Linked DNA regions of Mus musculus: all the other regions are linked to region 2. A link is a loop called in an ENCODE intact Hi-C map of the cell type or tissue named here. Cell type or tissue: left cerebral cortex. All regions are shown on one strand.

Evidence for each region. Hi-C counts contacts between places; a loop is a spot of excess contacts. Peaks named below come from ENCODE experiments on the same cell type or tissue, not always from the same donor. Only the 100,000 strongest peaks of a DNase experiment are listed, where the experiment ranks them.
Region 1: it touches region 2 in a loop (2.9-fold over the local background); 2 of 42 quality-filtered maps call a loop at or near these places.
Region 3: a loop joins it to region 2, with 19 times the contacts of the local background. A loop is called at or near these places in 2 of 42 quality-filtered maps.

Annotation. Positions count from the first base shown.
Region 1 is chr12:26,576,355-26,578,854 of GRCm38, reverse strand. All of the region lies in intron 2 of 1700020D12Rik (a long non-coding RNA gene), which reads left to right. Among named protein-coding and RNA genes, the nearest start is that of 1700020D12Rik, 35 kb to the left of the region's middle. In left cerebral cortex, no CTCF peak of the experiment used is centred here; a DNase peak (open chromatin) is centred at 1,221; H3K27ac peaks cover 633 bases.
Region 2 is chr12:26,780,709-26,783,208 of GRCm38, reverse strand. No RefSeq gene overlaps it. Among named protein-coding and RNA genes, the nearest start is that of 4933409F18Rik, 53 kb to the left of the region's middle. In left cerebral cortex, no CTCF peak of the experiment used is centred here; a DNase peak (open chromatin) is centred at 1,501.
Region 3 is chr12:26,587,781-26,590,280 of GRCm38, reverse strand. The region is part of intron 2 of 1700020D12Rik (a long non-coding RNA gene); the gene reads left to right. Among named protein-coding and RNA genes, the nearest start is that of 1700020D12Rik, 24 kb to the left of the region's middle. In left cerebral cortex, no CTCF peak of the experiment used is centred here; a DNase peak (open chromatin) is centred at 1,007; H3K27ac peaks cover 445 bases.

The sequences.
Region 1 (2,500 bases), 200 kb after region 2:
TGAGTACAAGAGATAATGTAAGAAATCATATCTCTCAGGATATAGGAAAACTATTGTTTAGCAGAAAATGTATGTTCTCTGTAATAAGAAAGACCTCAAGTCATTAAGATTACCTTCTAGCTTTAGCTCCCTCAGGAAGTCCTGCCAAAGATTTGAGAAAAATAATAGCAAAATAAATCACAAAATGCAGAAAGAAAGAAAATAGGAAAGATTAAATATAAATCTATGTAATGCACATGGGGGAAATTGGTGAATAATAATAATAATAATAATAATAATAATAGTAAACAATAGAAGAGACAAAAGAAATGGGGAGGTGACAGTCCATGAGCATACACAGTGTGATAAATATAGTGGACAATTAAATATAGTAAACTTTAGAATCACTGAGATAGGCAAAGGGGAGATGGCTCTGCTGGCGAAGTTCTTGCCATGCAACCAAAGGGATTTGGCATCAATGCCCAGGATCAATTTCCCTACTCTGTAAAAGGCCATGTAGTCTGCATCTGAGTGAGGATCTCTAGTCAGGTGGTCTGTGTCTGTGGAGGCAGAGAAAGAAGATCCCTAGACTCACTAGCAAGCCATTCTAGAGAATTCTGTGAGGTGCAAGTTCAGTGAGAGACCTTGCCTCAAAAAATAAAATGAAAAGTAATTAAAGAAGGTCCATTTTCAACGTTTACACATACATACATGTATACATGTGAACATATACACATATGTACACACACACTTCTAAGATGGTAAATTATAAAGTATCTTACCATGAAAGTCTTTTGTCTGAGGTAAGGGATAGATATATTACTTGGCTTCATTATTCTACGTTATATTCATCAATCATAATATCACTTTATATCTAATAAAACACAGATAATTATAAATTATCAATTTATAATAAGAACCATTTTTTAAAATGGCCAGCAGGATTAGCACATATTTGTGAGACATGCCAAAGAACAAAGACAGAAAACTTAAATTACTAAAACCAGACATGAAAAAGGGAGATATTCGGAGATAAAAGGGAATGAAGATGGAATATGGTGAGCACGCCACGAAAATAAATTAAGATAAAGTAGATCAAATGGACAAATTCCTAGAAAGACGCAAACTACCAAAACTGGCTCAAAAAGAAATAGGCCATCTGGAAAACCCTATAATAAGTGATCAGACTGAGTTAGCAATCCAAAAACTACCCACAAAGCAAGCTCAGGCCCAGATGGTACACTGCTAAATCCTAACACCGGCTCCTTGCAGACTCTCCTAAAAAGCAGCCAACAGAAGAACATTTCCCAACTCTGTCTATGAGAGGAGAATGTTCCTGGGAGCAAAACTAGAAAAAACACATCAGAAGCAAAGAAAGCTCCGTGGTATTATTTCTTATGAATATGGATGGAAAACGGCCTCAAAACTTAGTAACAAATGAAATGCAGCAATATGTGGGGGGAAACAACCTCATGACAAGGAAGTGACGCTTCTACAGTAGCCCGTGATCAATTAGTACAATATCCGTGTGTCATGTGTAATGGTCAGTTAAGACTTTCATCTTGACACAACCTAGATTTATCAGAGAAGTTCAGCCCAGCTGAGGGATGAGCTAGAGCAGGCTGCTCTGTAGTAGTGACCTGCATCATTTCAAGGCTGGGTCCTGAACTGTGTAAGTGTGAGGAGCGTTAAATGAGCATATGCTGAAAGCCAGAAATCACATGCCATCTCCTTTAACTTTTTATGAATGGGATGCACTAAGTCCCTGCCTGGACCTTCCCCAGAGGACGGATGGCCTGTTACCTGGAACCATAGTCAAATAAACCTGTTCTTTCCCTACGCTGTTTTAACTCAGGCTGTTTTGATCATAGTGACAGAAAGGATGCTAAGACACCACCACATCAGCAAAGTGTCAGATAAGGGTCACATGGTTCCTACAGTTAACACAGTAGGGAAAAAAAAAACTGACAAAATGCAGTTCTCTATGATGGCAAAACAAGAATACTCATAAAACTCGAGCTGAAAGGAAGCTTTCTAAATCAGATGGCAGATCCAAAAAACTGAGACTCATATCAATCTCAATGCTGCAAAACTGGATGTTGTTGATGTTGTTGTTTTTTTGTTGTTGTTTAAACCAAAAAGAAGGAACAAGAGAAAAACAGCAGCCCTAACTGTTTTCTGCAGACATACAAGCCTATCTGGATTCTTGAGTCAGAGAAGAAATAAAAGTAACCAATATTAAAGGGAACAGATTCAATATCTGCATAGAAAGCTATATCTGTTCCCAAAAAATGGCATGATCATATAAAAACACTAATGAACAAATAAAACAAATTATATGGTGGTGATAAACCAATGAAGTTTAAAGATGTAACTAAGACAATAATTCCACTTATGAAATCATCAAAAAGAATAAAATACTTTGAAATACAACTTTAAAGCAAGAAAAATGTAAACACTAAAGTATTGATGAATAAATTAAGTCTCTAAATCCATGACTACTTTTGTGTTAATTGCTCAA
Region 2 (2,500 bases):
TAGCTTCATCAAATTCAGGCAAACTGGAAGGATGTGAGTAAGACCCAAAACTTGGAAAAGCTCATCCTGGAGATGTGGATCCCACCATCAGTGCTGATTTTCTGGGGGATTTTCTATTATAAGCTATAACTCCTGAGGAAAGAATTTGTGTTTAACTAGGAACTGAAAACCTGAAATAGTTGTATTTGGGGAAGGAGATGAGGAAAGGAGGCATATGTAGCCACGGCCATGCCTCTGAAGTCATGCCATATGGGAGAATATTTCCTCTGGAAGTAAGGCTAGCCATGCTGATATGGGTTATCGAAATGACTGAGATTTCATCTGTATAGTTGCTTCATAGCTAAAAGTATCCATTCAACCAGATGGGCTTGGAAGCTAAAGCATTTGTTTCTAAGGTCTCTGAATTTCAAAAGCCCTTTAAGATCAGAGCAAGGGGGTTAGAGGACTCTCAAGAAAGAGCTCATCAGCTTCTACCTAGAACAAGAGCTAAATTCCACAAGAGCCTGTCAGGACATTCACTGGCCCAGGCCACATTCCCAACTGTCCGTATTGAACTAATGGCCTGCTAAGATTCGGATAAAAGTTTCCCAAAGACCACCTCTATGTGAACACTTGGTTCTTAGCCCAAGGGGGAAAAGGCAGGGGATGGTGCTAGGGCCTTGAGGAAGGTAGTTAGTTGTTGGAGTTGTCTTCTTGGAGAGCATACTGGGAGCCCCGAACTTCCTCTTCCTTTGTCTTTCACATTCCAGACATGGAACACACAGCCTCATCTAGGATGCACTCAGATCGCTGTAAGCCACATCTCCACAGGTCCAAGGGTATTGAGAGACAGCCAGCCAATCAGCCATGGACTAAAACCCACAAAGGGCACCAAAACAAACCGTTTGTCTTCTTAAGTCAGTTGTCTCCAGTGTTTTGTTACAAACGGGGAGAGCTGGCTGACACAGAGCCGGTTAGAACCAGAGCTGGCACACAGGGAAAAATGAAATCCCTGGTGACAGAAAATGTCAGGGGGATGTGGGACTCAAATATTAAAGAGTTTCATTCACATTTCAAGGTCACTGATGAGGAACAATGAGTGTATTGTGGGAATCACTGAATTCAGAACCTGTTAGAGAATCAGGATGCTGGTCTGATCTGGACACTGGTTGTTAGTGACACCTTGGATGTTAAGGCTGTAAGGATACTGGGATTGCACAGAGTCTAAGTATACACATGCATACACACACACACACACACACACACACACACACAAACACACACTCTCACCTATCCCAGGTGCAGGCAGGATGACAGTGCTGCCTTGGAATCCAGAATCCAGGGCAAGTACAACTAACTTAGACCACAAAACACTGAACAGAGAGCACCTTCAACTCCAAGGCAGCATGCCTCAGGCTGGTCACCAGTGCGGATGAACAGTTGGATGGCTGTGGGCTGAGAAAGATGGCAAAGGCCAGCTGTTCTGGGAAAGGAAGTTCTGCAGAAACAGGTGCCAAGCCATCTGTGGTGGAGCAAGACAGATGCCTCACTGAGCTCATGGCAGCCCACGATGCTGCCTCTTCTCCCAACAGAAGCTGCATGGAGAGGCAATAGGAACAAGCAGGAAGGGACTTCAGGATCTGAGCGAGAGGAGGCATGCAGGGAGGTGCAGAAAGTGGTTGTCTTGAATAGGAAAGTACTTGGAAGAGAGTGGAAGAACAAAAGCAGTATAGCTGCATGGCAGGATAGTCAGGGATGGGTGAGGGAGGCCACAGACACAATTGTATGTTCACTTGGAAGTGTGCAGGTGAACCCAGGGTTTAGAAAACTATACCCTAACCTTGATCAAGTGGAATACCTCTCTCTAAATTTAGGACAGGGGAACTTGTTTGTCAATCTTGCTTGCCACAAACATGAGGCCTGCACATGATTATAGCCTGTGATCACAACCTCACTTCATATGCAAGAAAATCTAAGGCAAGTGAAAAGAGAGAGCCTGAGGCACTTGATCAGATAAACACAGTTAGTGAGAACTCAGCCTGGTGAATGACTGGCACAGACTAGCCTGTAAACTCTATGCACTGGCCAAGGCCTGCAGTACCCAGGCTCACAGACCACATACAAGGACTCTGAATAAACTAATCTGGGTTGTGGGTTTGACTCTATTCACATATGTCTGTGCCTTTTATGCATAAGAACAAGCTACACATTCTCAGATAGCACTACGAGGACTTGATAAAAATTTAACTTAACTTTAGTTCAAAAGCAAACTTTGGCCCAAGTGACTCCAAGAGCAGTATACCTCTACATAGATATTCTGTTTCTTTACCTGGGAAGTTGTAAACAAACCAAAGTACTTACAGAGCATGGGTGTCTTGGAGGAAGTATAGCCAAAATAGATAGATAGATAGATAGATAGATAGATAGATAGATAGATAGATAGATAGATAGATAGATAACTCTTACTGTGTCTGCAGCTCTGGGGTTTCCTCTACAATTTGCAGGCAGCATTGCATATGTG
Region 3 (2,500 bases), 190 kb after region 2:
TTAGAGACACCTGTCATCGCTCCTTCCCTGCCTTATAATTCATGCAGGAATGTGTTTAAGGCAGGGTCTCAAACTTCACACTCTGGTTTTAACATTATTTCATTATCTACAGGCCATTATTCATTGCTTTGATCCGTTTTGTTCGCCCTATGTTAAACACGTTTCCTAACCTATTGTGCATGCCCCGTTGTTAAAGCAGATATCAGAGCTCTGTCAAGTAGGAATTAGGTTAGAAGATTGTAAAAACACAGGCACCAGGAATAATCCTTTAAACTCTGAAACAGATTTATCACAGGTATTAAAGTAACAATAACTTGATCTTTCATAGGCACTCGCGATTTGTAACATTCATCTTCATAATTACCTCATAACACAGCATTCCTATTTGCATTTACAGATGGCAGGACCAAAATTGTGGGTGACCTCCCCGAAGTGCACATCGCAGGATGATTAAGCTTGCCATTCATCTGAACCATGTTTAAGGTGTCTTGCTCTTCTCCAGCTTGGAGTAGCAAGCCTGCCTCCTCATGATTGCTGATTGTTTACTTGAAGTCTGGCATTGTTTCTGTAGCTGGGTGTTGGGGGGTAGTGAAGGGCTCTGCAGAGCTCTCTACCTCTGATAAACCTATGCTTAGTCCCAATCACCATTTCAGGAGCTGTACTTTAGGACCCTGATCTTCATTTCCATTTCCTGACCCACCAGAATATGTAATTCCATCTAGTTTAAGTCCCCAGATTATCTTGCTTGTAGCAAAAGGAGCCCCTCCACAGAGCTTGCTGTATTGTGATAGTGACTAGCATGTGACAAAATAACTTCAGAAAGAAAGAATCCCATTAAACATTTTACCACATGATGCCAGGGTTCTGAGGATGTCATACATCTCAGACACAAGAAAATGTGTTTGGCAGTCTCACCAAGCAGAGAGTTTTTTAAATCTAACAGCTGAGAGGAATATGTTTAACACCAGAGCTGCAGCTAAGAAGAACATTACATCACACTAGTGAGAAAGAGAGGAGCCTAGCAGCTGGAGCAGCAGCAATGTGGGATGGAATATTCCCAACAAAGCATCCTTACATCATCTGCTTCAGTGTCTTTCTCCTCCAACCTGGAAAGCTGTGCTCACTTCTGCTGCCTTCCCTTCACTCTCCCATTTCTTTCTTAAGTGCCTCCTGTGTATGTCAGTCTTCTCAGGGATAATATGGACTCCTTGGTATGATTGTACAAGACATACACAATCTCCTCTGTGGGGCTTCTCTGGCCCAGTGAAATATGAGTTCAGAAATCACCTGCTGAGTTAGAATTTCCAGAACACTTATACCCTTGATATCCCCCCCCATGCACACACCCTTACACCTTAGCACCTCCTAAAGTTAACAAAGCTCTTGAACAATAGCAGATACTCACACTTCTGAATTCATACAAACAGATCCACAATGGAGGAAGGACAACTTTAAGAGTGTCTTCTCTCCTACCATGTGGGCTCCAGGGGCTGAACCCAGGTCATCAAGCTTGGTGGCAAGTGCTGAGCCATCTCACTAGCTCGATACTCCTTATTCTACTAGATACTTGTGGCCATCAGCAAACAGATTTTTTTTAATCTTAATTACTTATAGCAATGTTGCAAAGAGAGAGTTAAAGTTGTAGCACTGATAAGTGATCACAGGAGTCATCCAGAAGGAAAAGGCAGAGAGTCATACAGAGGCCAAGACAGTCATCCCAGGTGGTCATGTATCAGGATGAGTCTGGCAGAGAACTGTTCTCCTGTGGAGCTATCAGAGTGCAGAGCTGCCACAAGCTATAATCAGGGGCTCCAGAATAATGTTTGTTCCAGAGGGAAAATCAAAGAGTTTGTCACCTGTCAATCCTGTGATGTGTGCACTAGAAAGCTTGGGAACAGTGTTCTCATTATGGGCCAATGGGTACTTTTCCATTCCAGGGCTAGGGGTCCTTTGAGGACATTGCCCCAGTCTTTGATCTTCTGTCAGTTAAGTTCACGGTTCTGGATTTTCGAATTCAGTTTTGATAAGTTCCTGTGTCCATGTGTTTCTTGCTTAATTTATAAAGTTTATAAGTGACAATATTTTATTTGCATAAATAAATAACTTACCAGCTTGTGCCTCAGGGTATGTGCTGAACATATGGTGGTTGTTGACTCGTATAAAGAAGATGCAAAGTCATTTTTGCCTTTGTGTTTCTGTTCAAAAATGTCCAAGTGCTGCTTTAAGAAACGGAGTACAGTCCCTTCCAGTCCCCACCAGCACCGGGGTACCTTGGGCGTGGAGTCTGTGGACACCTGCAAGGTATACAAAGGACCCTCCACAGGATCTTAAGACCTCTGTGAGTGGATCACAACTTCTGCCAGGAGGCAGGTTCGAACACCAGATATCTGGGCACCTTCCCTGCAAGAGGAGAGCCTACCTGCAGAGAGTACTCTGAACACTGAAACTCAGGAGAGAGCTAGTCTTCCAGCTCTGCTGATAGAGGCTAACAAAAGCACCT